2 separate regions of the Homo sapiens genome follow, and region 1 is linked to region 2. Evidence: read pairs that join two places in POLR2A ChIA-PET (ENCODE). Cell type or tissue: GM12878. All regions are shown on one strand.

Region 1 (8,000 bases), 64 kb before region 2:
TCCCTTGGGCTTGTTACTCCACAGATGAAAAACACAGACCCTGACCAGATCCTTGATGTAGAATAACTTCCTGTTTTGCTCCAATATCTTTAGTTTCTGTATTTTCAGAAACAAGATGAGTTTTTTCATTATCTCATTTCCCATCCCTGCTCAGCTACACTGCTCCCACCAGGCACCATCTTGACTCTCTGCTTTTATGCATATGCTCCTCCTGCCTGGGACTTCCTCTCCCACCTCTGCACTTAGCCAGTTCCTGCTCATTCTTTGGGTCCAGCTGAAACATTACCTCCTCTAAGAAGCCTGCCCAGTTATATTTCCTTTTTCTGTGTCCCACGGAATTCCATATCTATTCCTTTTGAAATAGGCATAATGGAAACATTTATTTATGTGTGTGTGTTTCTCACTAAATTCTGAATTCCCTGAGGATGTGAACTTTGATATTCAGTTTTTTTTTTAAAAAATTCTGTTACTAGCACACTCTTTGGCATGTAAAATACATCCAATAAATGCTTCTAGAATAAAGAAATGAGTGAAAAAAATCTCACAGCCAGAAAAATGGGAACTGACCAACAAAGAAAAATATTTTCTACAAATACAAGAAAAGAATAATTACTATCCATAATATATAAAGATTTTTTTTCAAATTAATAAGAAAAAGATGAACATACCAATGAAAACCAGGCCAAGGGCAAACACTAACAATGAAGGAAGAAATACAAATAGATAAGAAAATTTATGAACAGATTTCAACTTCATTTACTAACAAACGATGCAAATTAATTTCTCTATCAACTTGGCAAAGATAAAAAGATTAAAAACAAAAATTAAAAAGACAAAAGCAAAGTTGAAAAATGTTTACTGTTATTGAGGATCTGGTGAGATATGCACTCTGATGAGTAAAAAATGTAATCTTCCTGGAAAGCACTCTGGACATGTGTACGTATGTGCCAAAAGTCTTAAAAATGTTTATACACTTTGACCTATAATCCCAGTTATACAATCTATTATAAAGAACTAACTAGAGATGTAAGTTAAAATCCATGTATATGTATGACATTCAAAGAAATGTTTATAATATCCAAATTGAAAATAACATAAATGTCCAAAAATAATAGTTAAAAATTAGTCCCATAAAATACAGTGTCATACAGCCATTAAAAACATGTTTTTGGCTGGGTGCGGTGGCTCACACCTGTAATCCCAGCACTTTGGGAGGCCAAGGCGGGTGGATCACGAGATCAAGAGATCCAGACCATCCTGGTTAACACGTTGAAACCCCGTCTCTACTAAAATTACAAAAAAAGGTAGCTGGGCGTGGTGGTGGGCGCCTATAGTCCCAGCTACTCGGGAGGCTGAGGCAGGAGAATGGCGTGAACCTGGGAGGCAGAGCTTGCAGTGAGCCGAGATCGTGCCACTGCACTCCAGCCTGGGCAACAGAGTGAGATGCCATCTCAAAAAAAAAAAAAAAAAAAAAGTTTTCAAATAATATGCCATAGGATACATAAGAATATTCCCCACATAACATTATGAGAAAGAATAGAATGCAAAATTGTATCTTATGTTTCTAGTTTTATCAAATGTAAATAGCTAGATGAATAGATAAGTCTGCAGAAAAATACTAGAAAAATATATACTAACATACTAACTGTAGTTATATCTGAATGAAGAGAATTATGGATGGTTTTTATTTTGCTTTTTATGATTGTCTTGTTATCCATGTTTTTTACAATAAGCTTTTCTATTAGGACAAAAGTGAGCTTTTATACTAAAACTAAAAAAGAACTACAACAAGATATCACTACACACCTACCAAAATAGCTAAACTAAAAAATACTAAAACCAAATGCTAGTAAGGATGCAGAGAAACTAATCACTCATCCATTACTAGTGGGAACGTAAAATGGTACACCCATTCAGAAGAGAATATGGCAATTTCTTACAACATATGTACTTATCAAACAACCCAGCAACTGCACTCTTGGGCATTTATCCCAGAGAAATAATAACTTATGTTCACACAAGAACCTATGCATGAATGTTCATAGCAGCTTTGTTAATAATAGCCCCAAATTGGAAACAACCTAGATGTCCTTCAGTGAGTGAATGGTTGACTGTTTAACTGTGATACATCTATTCCATGGAATACTACTTAGCAATCAAATGGAACAAGCTATTCATACATGCTATAACTTGGATAGATGTCAGGGAATTATGCTGAGTGAAAAAGGTCCATCTTGAAAGATTATGTCCTGCATGATTCCACGTATATGACATTCTTGAAATGACAAAATTATAGAGATGGGGAACAGGTGAATGGGTTAGGAAGGAGACGCAGGAAGAAGGTGCCTGTGCAGGAGGGACCTTTGTGATGGAACTGTTCTGGGTCTTGACTGTGGTAGTGGTCACACAAATCTGCACATGATTAGAAATGCATAGAACTAAACACACATACAAATTAGCATGTGTAGAACAGTTGAAATGTGAGTAAGGTTGGTAGATTATATCAATGTCAATTTCCTGGTTGTGATATTGTACTTCTTTTAGGCAAGGTATTAACATTGAGAGAAACTGGGTGAAAGGCATAGGGATCTCTCTGCATTAGTGTTTACAACTGCATATGAACCTACAGTTATCTCAAAGAGTTAAAAAATAAAAGAAATAGAAAAGATTGCAATATGTGCATCTGATTGGGATCCTGATTCAATCTACAAAAACACACGACACTACAGATTTGAACGGGGGCTCAATAGTTGATGCTATTAAGAAATTGTAGGATTGTAGGTTTTTAGTTTTAGATGTGATGATGGAGGTTATTGTGGGCATTTTTTTAAATCTGTCCTTATCTTTTAGAGACCCAAACCAAAATATTTAGGGATGAAGTCATATGAAGCACTTACATATCTGTAAGTGCTTCAAAACAATGTGAACAGACCAGGCGCAGGGGCTCATCATGCCTGTAATCCCACCACTTTGGGAGGCCAAGGTGGGAGAATCACTTAAAGCCAGGAGTTAGAGACCAGCCTGAGCAACATGGCAAGACTCCATCTGTGCAAAAAATAAAGTTGAAAAAAAACAACAAAACAAACTAGCTGGGCATAGTGGTGCATGCCTGTAGTCCCAGCTACTAAGGAGGCTGACACAGGAGGATCCCTTGAGCCCAGAAGGTAGAGGCTGCAGTGAGCTGCGATTGTGCCACTGCACTCCAGCCTGGGTGACAGAGTGAGACCCTATTTCAAAAAAAGAAAAAGCAATGAGAGGCAATTCACAATTGCAAAATTGTGGAACCAACCCAAATGCCCATCAATCAGTGAGTGGATAAAGAAACTATGAAAAATACATATGATGGAATACTACTCAGCCATATGAAGGAATGAATTAACAGCATTTGCAATGACCTGGATGAGATTAGAGACTATTATTCTAAGTGAAGTAACTCAGGAATGGAAAGCCAAACATTGTATGTTCTCACTGATATGTGGGAGCTAAGCTATGAGGACACATAGGCATAAAAACGATACAGTGGACTTTGGGGACTTGGGAAGAGTGGGAGGGAGTCGAGGGATAAAAGACTGCAAATATAGTGCAGTGTATACTTTGGTGATGGGTACACCAAAATCTCACAAATCACTGCTAAAGAACTTATGTAAGCAAATACCACCTGTACCCCCAATAACTTATGGGGAAAAAAGCAATGTGAAGGAGGAAGAAGATGGGGTGTGGATTGGTTAGGCTTAGCTTGAGTGCATGTGTAATATAATAATCTAGTTTGGGTATTTTCAAAAATCTCCATAATAAAAAAGCTTTATCTCTCTCTCTCTCTCTCTTTTTTTTTTTTTTTTTTTTTTGAGACGAAGTCTCACTCTGTCACCCAGGCTGGAGTGCAGTGGTGCAATCTCAGCTCACTGCAACCTCTGCCTCCTGGGTTCAAGCTATTCTCCTGCCTCAGCCTCCTGAGTAGCTGGGATTACAGGCACCTGCCACCACACCCAGCTAATTTTTGTATTTTTAGTAGAGACGGGGTTTCACCATCTTGGCCAAGCTGGCCTCGAACTCCTGACCTCGTGATCCACCCACCTCGGCCTCCCAAAGTACTGGGATGACAGGCGTGAGCCATCATGCCCAGCCAAAGCTTTCTCTTAATGAGGAAACAAATGTAAAAGAAGGTTAAATCTTCTAGGAAACCCTGCTGAGTTACTTATCTGCTCATCAATAAAACATGTGGCTTCTATGTGAGCACCTTGTACACCAGGCTTTAAACTAGGCCATAAAGTTATGGTCAGTGGGGGTTGTGCCTTCCCAGATATCAAAGGTTAGTGGGAGCAGAGAGACTGCAAAAACAAATGAGTACCGTTTGAGATGGTAAGTGCTAATAAGCATAGTGGAAGAACTGACTGTCATCTGCACTATGAATGGTGTCCGGACCAAGTCTTCAAGGATGTGCTCAGCCTAAATCTGTTACAGTGGGGAGGAGGTTTCTTTAAACCTGAACCTGATTCCTAAACAGGACTTAGCATCACCTGTTTTCACATCAATGCTTTTCATTTAGGATCCCGTTCCAGCCCAAATTGCATTACATTCTCATTGTCAACTGACTCTACTGTCACCTTCAGGGAACAGCTAAAACAAAGCTAATGATGTTTACTGAAGTCTTCCAGTTCTCGTAATAGGCTGATATGAGCTTAGATTCAATCTCTGTCATCACCAACCACCATCTCCAAGGTCCTTGAGCCTTTCAGCTCTGGCTTCATTATTTGGATATTGAGTCAGAGGAAAACTATTAAATGAGACTTTTAGAGGGAAGAAAATTTGGTTATATGTCTTAGAGAAAAAAACAACATATTGGCTGAGCAGGGTGGCTCATGCATGTAATCCCAGCACTTTGGGAGGCTGAGGCGGGTGGATTGGTGGAGCTCAGTAACTCAAGACCAGCCTGGGCAACATGGTAAAACCCCGTTTCTACAAAAGTATACACAAAAATTAGCCAAGTGTGGTGGCACACATCTGAGCCCATGAGGTAGAGGCTGCAGTGAGCTGTGGTCGCATCACTGCACTCCAGCTTGGGTGACGGAGTGAGACCCTGTCTAAAAAAAAAAAAAAAAAAAGAACATAATCGCATTTGAGGAGGCCAGTGATCATTTTGCCTTGATAAAAGGGAAACTCAAATAAGAATAAGTTATTCCAGCTGGGTGCGGTGGCTCACGCCTGTAATCAATCCCAACACTTTGGGAGGCTGAGACGGGCGGATCACTTGAGGTCAGGAGTTCGAGACCAGCCTGACTAACATGGAGAAACCCCATCTATACTAAAAATACAAAATTAGCCAGGCCTGTGGCGCATGCCTGTAATCCCCAGCTACTCGGGAGGCTGAGGCAGGAAAATTCCCTGAACCCGAGGGGCGGAGGTTGCTGTGAGCGCCATTGCACTCCAGCCTGGGCAACAAGAGCAAAACTCTGTCTCAAAAAAAAAAAAAAGTTATTCCATTCACACACACACACACCATATTTATGTGTATATATTTTAAATTTACATATATTTAAGTTATATATTTTTAAATTTGTATATATATGTTATATATATTTTAAATTTATATATAGTTTCATTATGGCTACTGCCTAATCAGTTGTAATAATATAAAAGATGCCATGCGGTTAACAGTATTAAGGTCATAAATTACATTTCATAGAGTGTGGTTTCTCCAGAAGCCACTAGGCATGCTGTGATTAATGTCACACCAGGGAGGCATGACAGAGGTGAGATGGCGGTGGGAGGGATGTCGGGGAGAAGTGGCAGCAAATGAGACACAGGGACAATGGTGACAGCAGCCTCTGCACTACTGGCCCTGAGGGGCCAGGACCCTCAGACTTCAGGACTGGTGGACAACACCTGCTTTGCTTATTTTTTAAAAAGACCCATCCAACACTTCAGAAAAGTGTTAACCTCTATTCTGAATATTGTTGACATATATTATTTATCAGTCTCATGTTCCATTATTTGTAAATAGAGAATCAATGGATTAAAACATAAAAGACCCACAGAAATAACAATCACCAAATAAAGCTAAATCTCCTATTAGGACTTACCATGACACCTGGCCACTGGAGCAAAGCATTTGTTTCCAGCCTCGCCATTTGTCACTATTGATTCTGCCTGTGAAGGAGGACCAGCTCCACTGCCTTGACAAAGAATGATTTATCCTTCCTCACAATGCAATTTACAACCTTCAGTCTTATTTGAATCCTTACCTCTAGAGTCTTTATTAGGATAGGAGAAACCATAAAGGAATTAGGTTTTTGTCCGAAAGCCTGCCTATAATTACTTTTAGTATCGAATAGCTCGAAGAGCCGGAACATAATGATTTTAAGGGATACAAAGCTTGGCCATAGATAATAGGTTTAAATATAGTATGCAATTGGCTGTGCCTGGAAGCAGAGAAAGGAAAGTCCATGATGATACAAATAAGAGAAAGAGAAATGCCCTCACCTGAGTCCACCCTTGAGCTTTGTATGTTTCCAAGGAGTTGCTCATTTATTACCTCTAAATGGTTTAATCGCCTGGTCTTCTAGTTAGGAAAGACCATTCTTTGGAAAATGGCTTAATTATGCAAGCTGTCTTTTATTTTGATAATAAGGAAAAACAACTCATTCTTAGCAAGTCACATTGGTGAGATAAAAAAAATTTCTCCAGTATAATTCAACAAACGCCTGTCAAGCTTCTGTTGAACACCACCACTAGGCACTAGGAGATGCATGTTCATTCACCATATATTTGCTGAGTGTCTGCCCTTTGTCAGGCAGTAGGCTAGGTGCTAGATGAGACGATCCCTTCCCTCATAGAACTTGTAGCCTGTAAGTGAGACAGTCATTACACAAATAATCACACAATTAAGTAATTCATTGATATTGTGTAAATTGATGGAGATGTCCAGGTGCTATGAGAAAGTGTGGTGAGGGTCTGGTCTGAGCACTTGAAGAAGGCTTCCCTGAGGAAGTAATGTTGAAGGTGAGAACCAAAGGATAAATCAGAGTTAGCTAAGTGAGGATGGGGTTGCACTGGGATGTGGGAGGCAGCTCTGGTCTCTCCCTCCAAATGCTCCCACTAGAGCAGGGAGCCAGAAATATAAATGAGTTGTTCTGATCCTAGCTAGATGGGGATGTGCTGTAATGGAGACAACGTGTTGTGGAACTGTGGATGGATTCCAGCAGGGTGAGCCTTCTCAAGCCTGACCCTGAGCCCCTGGCTGCGGTATAGGGAAAAGCAAAACTGAGCAAGGCAATGTCATGGAGCAAGAGAGAATCATTCTTCTTGACTTGTCTGCAGAGAGGGGTGTCACTGCTCAGTAAACAGAAAATAATATGATCATCCTTGTTATTATTTCCTCTCTTAAACAAGATTTTAGTTTTTCATCTCTCTTTTGAAAGGTGAAAATGAGGACTTGGGAGAGATGCAACATATTTTAGATCTGAAAATTTAAAAATTCTTCTTTAGCTCAAGTGCAGCAAAATATGCCAAAGTGAATTTTATGAGCAAAGCATGATGGTTTTAGGAGGTGATGCCATGTGTGACTGAAAGTAGGCCAAATGTGTGAACTGATTCTGTGAACTTTTCATGCATTAATTTGACAACTATTTATTGAGCATCTGCTACTTTCCTGGCCTACAGCAGCAAGCGAAGCAGACAAAGACCTTGTCCTCATGGAGCTTGCACTCTAATAGGAGAGATAGATAATAAACACATATAATTTTAGGTAGTTGTAAGTGCTATAGGAAAATAAAGTGGATTCAGGTGGAAAAGATAAGAGTGAGGATACAGAGATCCTGTTAGGATATAGTGGTCAAAAAGTCCCGTCTGCAGGGCCAGCTTCATGAGTGTGTGTATGACCAGTGCAGTCGCACAAGCCACCACATTCAGAAGGTAGCCTTGTGATTGGGGTTTAATGCTCTGCAGTCATCATCTTCAAATTTTCTGAGTCTGTGACTTGTAAGTGAAGCCCGATGGGCTAG
Region 2 (8,000 bases):
TCCCCTCCCTGTCCTCTGTCTCTTCTCCTCCTCTTCTCTTCTTTCCTCTGTCCTGCTCTGCTTTCCTCTCTTATCTTCTTCCTGCCATCGGCTCTGACCAGTTAATGACAGCTTCTGCTGTCTGTTTCAGCTGCCATCTGACAGCATCAAAACACCTCACTCTTTCTACTCCAGAATCGTTCCATCTACGCCTCTCAAAATCCACGCTGATTCCTGCCTGTGCCTAGACTCACCCTCACTCCCCAGTAGTGGCTGCAGTTTCCATTCAGCTCACCCCGCAAAGCATATCTGTATTTCTAAAGAAGCCCCCTCCAGGGGTGACCACTACTCCCCCACCAGGTGTGTGGGACCCCACCTGGTACCACTCTGTCAAGTTAACAGTGGGGGAATAGCCTACTCAGCTATATCGCATTAATACTTAATTCATTTTACACCTGCCTTGCCCCCAAAAGGCTCTGCAGCTTACCTTTGTAGTACAAGATAAGAAAATGATGAGCATTAACAGGGCTACCACATTCAGCTATGCAGTGTTCACTGCACAAGAATACCCACTGAGGGGAAAATTGGGGGCCCAAGTCCAGCCCATCATCTGCCCACCCGGCCATGCAGCCTGGTACAGGCTACACCTGCCAAGAGAGATGTTCTTTTTCCAGTTTGCATAAGGTCTCCTGTGGGTTAGGGTGAGAGTTAAGAGTAGAATGAAAAGATAGCCAGACACAGTGGCTCACGCCTGTAATCCCACCACTTTGGGAGGTCGAGGGGGGCCTCTTGAGGCCGCTTGATGTCAGGAGCTCGAGACCAGCCTGGCCAGCATGGTGAAACCCCGTCTCTACTAAAGATACAAAAAAAAAAAAAAAAAAAAAATTAGCTGGGTGTGATGGTGCGTGCCTGTAGTCCCAGCTACTTGGGAGGCTGAGGCAGGAAAATCGCTTGAATCCAGGAGGTGGAGGCTGCAGTGAGCCAAGACCGTGCCACTGCACTCCAGCCTGGGCAACAGAGCAAGGCTTCGCCTCAAAAAAAAGAAAAAGAGTAGAATGAAAAGAAAAAGAGAAACAAGGCAAAGCACAAAAGGCGACAAGGTCCTTAGGATGGAAAAGCCCCTGGGCGCAGACGTATTCAAATCTTTGCCCACGTGTGTCCCTCAGGAAAAAGAGAACCCTAAGTGACTTCCAAGATGAGACCCACCTTTGGGCTAAAGCAAAGAAAAAGGGGAACCATTGTTGCTCTATGGGGAAAGATAAGGAGGTCTTTCCGGAAGACATGCCACACCCACAGTTTTGCAGTCTGGCTGCTGTTAGTCTCATTCCTCACCACGCTGTACCTGGAGAGTCTAATCAGTTGAAGCAAATGCTTATGGAGCTAAAGGCGGCACCCATCTCCTCCTCCCATGCTTCAAAGTCATCACCACTAGCTGACTCGCATATATTTACACTGGCCAATGATTGTACCTGGGCACCAGCCCTGCCCTACCAGGTAAGCCTGGAACAGCCTGTTTTCTCAGATATTTCCCTTTGCAGGTTCCTGTTTCTGACTCTGATATAAATTCTGTGGGCGAAAATGAGAAATGGGTTCCACAATGCTACAAGACTCTCAAAACTGAAAAATAAAGATCAGTGGCAATCTCTAACCCTCTCAAACCTGGTCTCTACTTACTGGCTTCCCTACACTCAGCAAAAACAATTAAAACATGTTTTTGCTTTAGGATCCGACAGTCAATACTGCAATAGCATGTCGCTCTGGCTGACTGACATTTTATTGACATATTGATAATTCAGAGCCATTCCAGAATTTAACTCACTAGTGGGACTAGGAAAAGATTGTGACCTCTGCTTACTGACCCAAGGAGCTCAGATTGAGAGCTTGGTGAATATTTTGCTTTGTTTAGCATGTGTAATGCCCAGGAGTAACTATTACAATAAGCCAAATGAATATTACCTCAGGCCCACATCTTTTAACACCCATGAGCACAAGATTATATTAACAAACGGAATCAAGAAAACCTACAAAATTTAACATCAACTCGGCAGCTATTTCTGGAAGGTGATCTATGCCCCTCTCTCACCCCACTGCAGGGTGCATCTGGCTTTGCACTTGAGCTGCCTCTCCCAGGAGCACTGGGGACTAGAGAGGTTCTCACACAGGCCACCTTCCTGGAGCCTGTCCCAAGGCCTCTGTTTCTAACTCCTCGGGGTCTGCAGGCCACCCCACAGCTCTCACCTGGGTGCTTGCCACCTGCCAGCACTCAAAAGCCCAGGGTCACCTCTGGCTGCGTGACAGCCTTTTAACTTCTTCAGGTATTCTCTCAACATCTTTGAGTTTGTTTATGTATAAAATGGGAATCATATTCTCCACCTCATAAAATTCTTTTAAGGTTTAGATAACATATGCCAAGCACTTAAAGTATCTGGCACATTAACAGTACCTCAAATAGTGATAAACATCGTTAATCTTAGGAGAAATAAAAGTGTGGCATGTGGGGGTTACGAGTCTAGGTCCTCTCCTTGGCGTTCCTTCTCTGGGTCCACTAGAATCCCAAATGATGAAGCAGAAAGTGACCCTCTTCCTTCTGCATGCCATCTACTGCTCTTGGCTTACGGCCTGTGTGCTGAACACCTGCAAGGAAGACTGCTTTGTATTCACACCACTGTGGGACTAGAGGCTGAACACAGACTGGAGAAAGGTTTCCAGCTCTTGACCTGGTTAAATAGGTGAGTCTCCTGGAATAGTGTATCTTTATCAATAATGAAAAGCATTTTATACAGATAGGGCATAAGACACACAGCCACTTTTTTTTTCCTGCTCCTAAGAAAGGACAGGAAGCAACCTTTAAGAAGACACAATTTGACAGTAACACAACAAAAACATTAAAGGGTAATAGTTAAACTCCTGTCCAAACCTTCATGCTGTGTCACATAGCAAAGAGAGAAACCAAAGCTGCCGCAATTACTTAGAGGAGGAGAAATGACACAAGTACCCTGTGCAAAAGGAAGCAGAGGATACTGTCAATCAAATGTTCAGGTTGAGTCTATTGTTACCTCTGAAAATTGAGTTAGAAAAGCTTTATAAGACTTCGGAGTCGGAGTCGGAATATGTACTCATTTGCAAACAAAAGTAAATACTGGAAGAGAGGCCACGCCCCTCAGTGGATCTTGACTCTCAGTCCCAAACCAAACCCACATGTAAACTGCTATGGTTGGCCGGGCGTGGTGGCTCACGCGTGTAATCCCAGCACTTTGGTAGGCTGAGGCAGGCAGATCACAAGTTCAGGAGTTTGAGACCAGCCTGGCCAATATAGTGAAACCCCATCTCTACTAAAAATGCAAAAAATTAGCCAGGCGTGGTGGCAGGCACCTGTAATCCCAGCTACGGAGGCTGAGGCAGAAGAATCGCTTGAACCCGGGAGGCAGAGGTTGTAGTGAGCCGAGATTGTGTCATTGCACACCAGCCCAGGCAACAGTGTGAGACTCTGTCTCAAAACAAACAAACAAACAAACAAAACTGCTATGGTCGTGGGCAAGATAATCCAGTAGACTCCCTCAAGTTTAGATTCATACAGGCAATAAGACATTAGCGGAAGGGAAATGGCATGTTCTGAGGCTAGAATGACGTGCATATAAAATGGCCAGTGGGCCACAGGGTAATTTGGAGACATGGGGAGAGGTTGACAGTAACGTGAATTGAGGAACTCACAATGACAGAGGAAGGCAGACAGGTTACACTGCCTCAAAGCCAAAGATCTTCATTCCATCTGACCCCACCACCCATGCTCATGCGTGCAGCGCAGTACTCCTCTGCAGTCCAAAGAACTATAGGAAACCTGTCATGCATGGTAAATACCTTCCTGCATTTGATATGGAGCCTGGGATGTTCCTGAGACCCCTCCCCAAGGGGTGATTTGAAAATACACACTCAGAAAGTAAAGAATAGAAACCAGAGTTTAAAGGCCAAAGACATAGAGGGAAGGGTTTAAGTGTGAAATGACTCTCTAGTCCACAGCTTACTTCCAAGGGGAGTGGTCCTCAGCAGTAATCTCTGCATAAAATTGCAATGCTTTGTGCCCTGATCTCTGAGTGAATGTAGTCCTCATACTCTGCCCGTAATTAGTTTAATGAGAATCAGGGCTCCAGCCAAGGGTAAACACCATGGGCCAAGCATGAGAAATGCTGACTGTCTCTGAGGAGGCTCAGTACAAAACCCTGTTGCTGCAACAGTCAGTTTTCCAATCCCAGTGACAGAAACCCAGCTCAAAGGAGTATAAGCAACATAGGAAATGTATTAGCTCCTGAGAAGAGATGGATCCAGAGGCTCAAAGATTGTCTTTAAGGTTGCCTTTAGCTTTCCATCTCTCTGCGATTTCTCTTTGTACATTGGCTTCATTTTCTCCAGATGATGAAAGTGTCCTCTGTGCCCCTGTACCACTGGAGAAGATGGCTGCAAGCAGTTCCAAGCCATCCTTAGAGCATGTTATCCAAGAGGAGGGCGGAACTGCTCTCCTGTGGCTGCCACATCAATGCCTGAAGCAGACTCTGTTTGGCTGTGCTTGAGTCATATGCCCAGCTCTGTGCCAATCACTGTGACAAGGGCTAGAGAGCTACTCCTATTGGCTAGACTAAGGACAGGGCACCTTCCCTGCATTGGGGGAGGTGAGGTCAGCCCCACCTGAACCACATAGAATGGGTTCCAGGAAGGAAAGTGTGGTTTTATTTCCAAGAGAAGTGGGAGGTAAGCTGGGCAGGCAAAAACGACAAATGTCCTTTGCTTCTGGCAGATAGCAGAGCTCCGTTTTGGAGAAGGGTAAATTGACACAGCTAGATCCTCTGCTAGGATAAATTCTAGACATTCAGAAAGAGGGTAAATCTATTGGCCTTAAGTTGAAATCCAGATTCCATGAAAAGCACTGAACCCTCTCCTCACCCCCACCACCTTGGAAGCACTGGGACGCAGCAATGTTGAGAGGATGGGATTCTGTGCCACTGAGAGATGGCTCGCAGGTAACGTGGGCATGTCTCTTCCTTACATCCGTAAAGAGGCAAAATAAAAAATAACATAGCAGCACCAAATAACCTATCTTCCTGACCAGGGCCCTCCTACATTCTGCTGGCACAAGTGAATTCCCAGCTCCTGAACCCACGGACTCTCTCTCCTCCTTGTTGGTTGAGCAATGTCTGTATTTACTAAACAGGCCCAGTGAAGCAGTACATTCCTTCCAGACCCAGCACAGCCTCAGGCACAAAAGAGGTCCTTGATAAATGTTTGTTGAGGTCTTTTCCCAGCAGATGAAAGTAAATACTTTGGGAAGAATTTGGAAGAAAAGTGACCTGGCCTCCCTGTTGGTAGTTTTTCCTTTAGCTGGTGAAAGCTCCTTAAAGGGCCTGGATGGGCTGTTCCAGAAGACACTTACAAATGTAAACAGAGACAAATGCCCACAGCCCATGCACACCTGTTTCTCCCTGTTAATACTTAACAGTTAGTAGCTGTTAAGTATTTGATTATTCCTTTCCTACAAAAAAGCATTTCAAACCCAAAGGGAATATGGCTCATTTATTTGCTGAGTGGGACTGGAGGCCCATAGCCGCAGAAGATCCTGGCCCCACAGCAGCAGAGAGCAAGCTCAGAGTGCTGTCAGGTCTCTCCTGCTGCCTCTCGCCATGATGATGTAGTGGAAAAATGGTCAACAAAGCTATTTCCTACTGTGTGCTAAATGCCCATCATGGGAAGTCCCAGGTAAGTCCAGAAAAATATTTATATTGTGTTGTTATGGCTGAATTGTGTCTCCAAATTCATATATTGAAGTCCTAAACCCCAGTACCTCAGAATGTGACTGAACAGGCATACCTTGGGAATATTGTTGGTTGAGTTTCAGCCACTGAAATAAAACAAATATCACAATAAAGCCAGTCACACACATTTTTTTTTTGGTTTTGCAGTGCATATAAAGGTTATGTTTATACTATGCTGTAGTTTACTATGTGTGCAACAGCATTATGTCTAGAAAAAAATGAGCATACCTTAATTAAAAGATGCTTTATTACTAAAAAGTGCTAATGATCATCTGAGCTGTCAGGGAGTTGTAATTTTTTTGCTTGTGGAGGATCTTGCCATAATATTGATGACTGCTGACTGATCACAGTCGTAGTTGCTGAAAGCTGGGGTGGCTGTAGCAATTTCTTAAAATAAGACATGAAGTTTGTCTCATTGATTGACTCTTCCTTTCACGAAAGTTTTCTCTGTAGCATGAGATACTGTTTGATACCATTTTATTTTATTTTATTTTATTTTATTTTATTTTTTGGAGATGGAGTCTCACTCTGTCACCCAGGTTGGAGTGCAATGGCACAATCTCAGCTCACTGCAACCTCCACTTCCCAGGTTCAAGTGATTCTCCTTCCTCAGCCTCCGGAGTAGCTGGGACTACAGGCACATGCCAGCACACCCAGCTAGTTTTTGTATTTTTAGTAGAGACAGGGTTTTGCTGTGTTGACCAGGCTGGTCTTGATCTCCTGACCTTGTGATCTGCCCAGCTCGGCCTCCCAAAGTGCTTGGATTACAGGCATGAGCCACCATGCCCAGCTTTGATACCATTTTAACCAGAATGTCTTTCAAAATTGGTCTCAATTGAAAGAAATTGAAGAAGACACCAAAAAATGGAAAAATATTCCACGTTCATGGATTGGAAGACTAAATCTTGTTAAAATGTCCATACTACCCCAAAAAATCTACAGATTCAATGCAATTCCTACAAAAATACCAATGGCATTCTTTACAGAAATAGAAGAAACAATCCTAAATATATTGAACCACAAAATACCCAGAATAGCCAAAGCTATCCTAAGCAAAAAGAATAAAACTGAAGGAATCACATTACCTGACTTCAAATTATACTACAGAGCTATAGTAACCAAAACAGCAAGGTACTGGCATAAAAACAGACACATAGACCAATGGAACAGAATAGAGAACCCAGAAACAAATCCACACACCTACAGTGAACTCATTTTTGACAAGATGCCAAGAACATATACTGGGGAAAAGACAGGCTTTTCCATAAATGATACTGCGAAAACTAGATATCCATATGCAGAGGAATGAAACTAGACCCCTATCTCTCACCATATCCACAAATCAAATCAAAATGGATTAAAGATTTAAATTTAAGACCTCAAACTATGAAACTACTATAGGAAAACATTGGGGAAAATCTCCAGGGTATTGGTCTGCGGAAAAATTCCTTGAGCAATATCCCACAAACACAGGCAACCAAAGCAAAAATGGACAAATAGGACCACATCAAGTTAAAAAGCTTCTGCAGAGAAAATACAGTCAGCAAAGTGAAGAGACAACCCACAGAATGGGAGAAAATATTTGCAAACTACCCATCCCACAAGGGATTAATAACCAGAATACATAAGGAGCTCAAACAACTCTATAGGGGAAAAAAAATTTAATAATCCAATAAAAAATGAGCAAAAGATCTCAATAGACATTTCTCAAAAGAAGACATACAAATGGCAAACAGGTATATGAAAAGGTGCTCAGCATCACTGAGTATCAGAGAAATGCAAATCAAAACTACAATGAGATATACTCTCACCCCAGTTAAAATGGTTTATATCCAAAAGAAGGCAATAACAAATGCTGGCAAGGACATGGAGAAAAGGGAACCCCATATGCTGTTGGTGGGAATGTAAGTTAGTACAACCACCATGGAGAACAGTTTGGAGGTTCCTGAAAAAACTAAAAATTTAGCTGCCGTATGATCCAACAATCCTACTGAAAGTAAACCCAAAAGAAAGGAAATCAGTTCATCAAAGAGATATCTGCACTCCTATGTTTGTTGCAGCACTGTTTATAATAGCTAAGATTTAGAAGCAACCTAAGTGTCCATCAACAGATGAATGAATAAAGAAAATGTGGGGCTAGGCACAGTGGCTCACGCCTGTAATCCCAGCACTTTGGGAGGCCGAGGCTGGTGGATCACGAGGTCAGGAGTTCAAGAACAG

What was found. ChIA-PET counts read pairs that join two places held together with the same protein. Peaks named below come from ENCODE experiments on the same cell type or tissue, not always from the same donor. Only the 100,000 strongest peaks of a DNase experiment are listed, where the experiment ranks them.
Region 1: POLR2A ChIA-PET joins it to region 2 with 14 read pairs; 2 of 35 experiments call an interaction of 5 or more read pairs at or near these places.

The regions. Positions count from the first base shown.
Region 1 is chr1:113,267,500-113,275,499 of GRCh38, reverse strand. No RefSeq gene overlaps it. Among named protein-coding and RNA genes, the nearest start is that of MAGI3, 120 kb to the left of the region's middle. In GM12878, no CTCF peak of the experiment used is centred here; no DNase peak of the experiment used is centred here.
Region 2 is chr1:113,203,786-113,211,785 of GRCh38, reverse strand. It overlaps LOC643441 (a long non-coding RNA gene), which reads left to right and starts at 5,533. Exons shown (of 3, transcript NR_038846.1): 1 at 5,533-5,724. In GM12878, no CTCF peak of the experiment used is centred here; no DNase peak of the experiment used is centred here.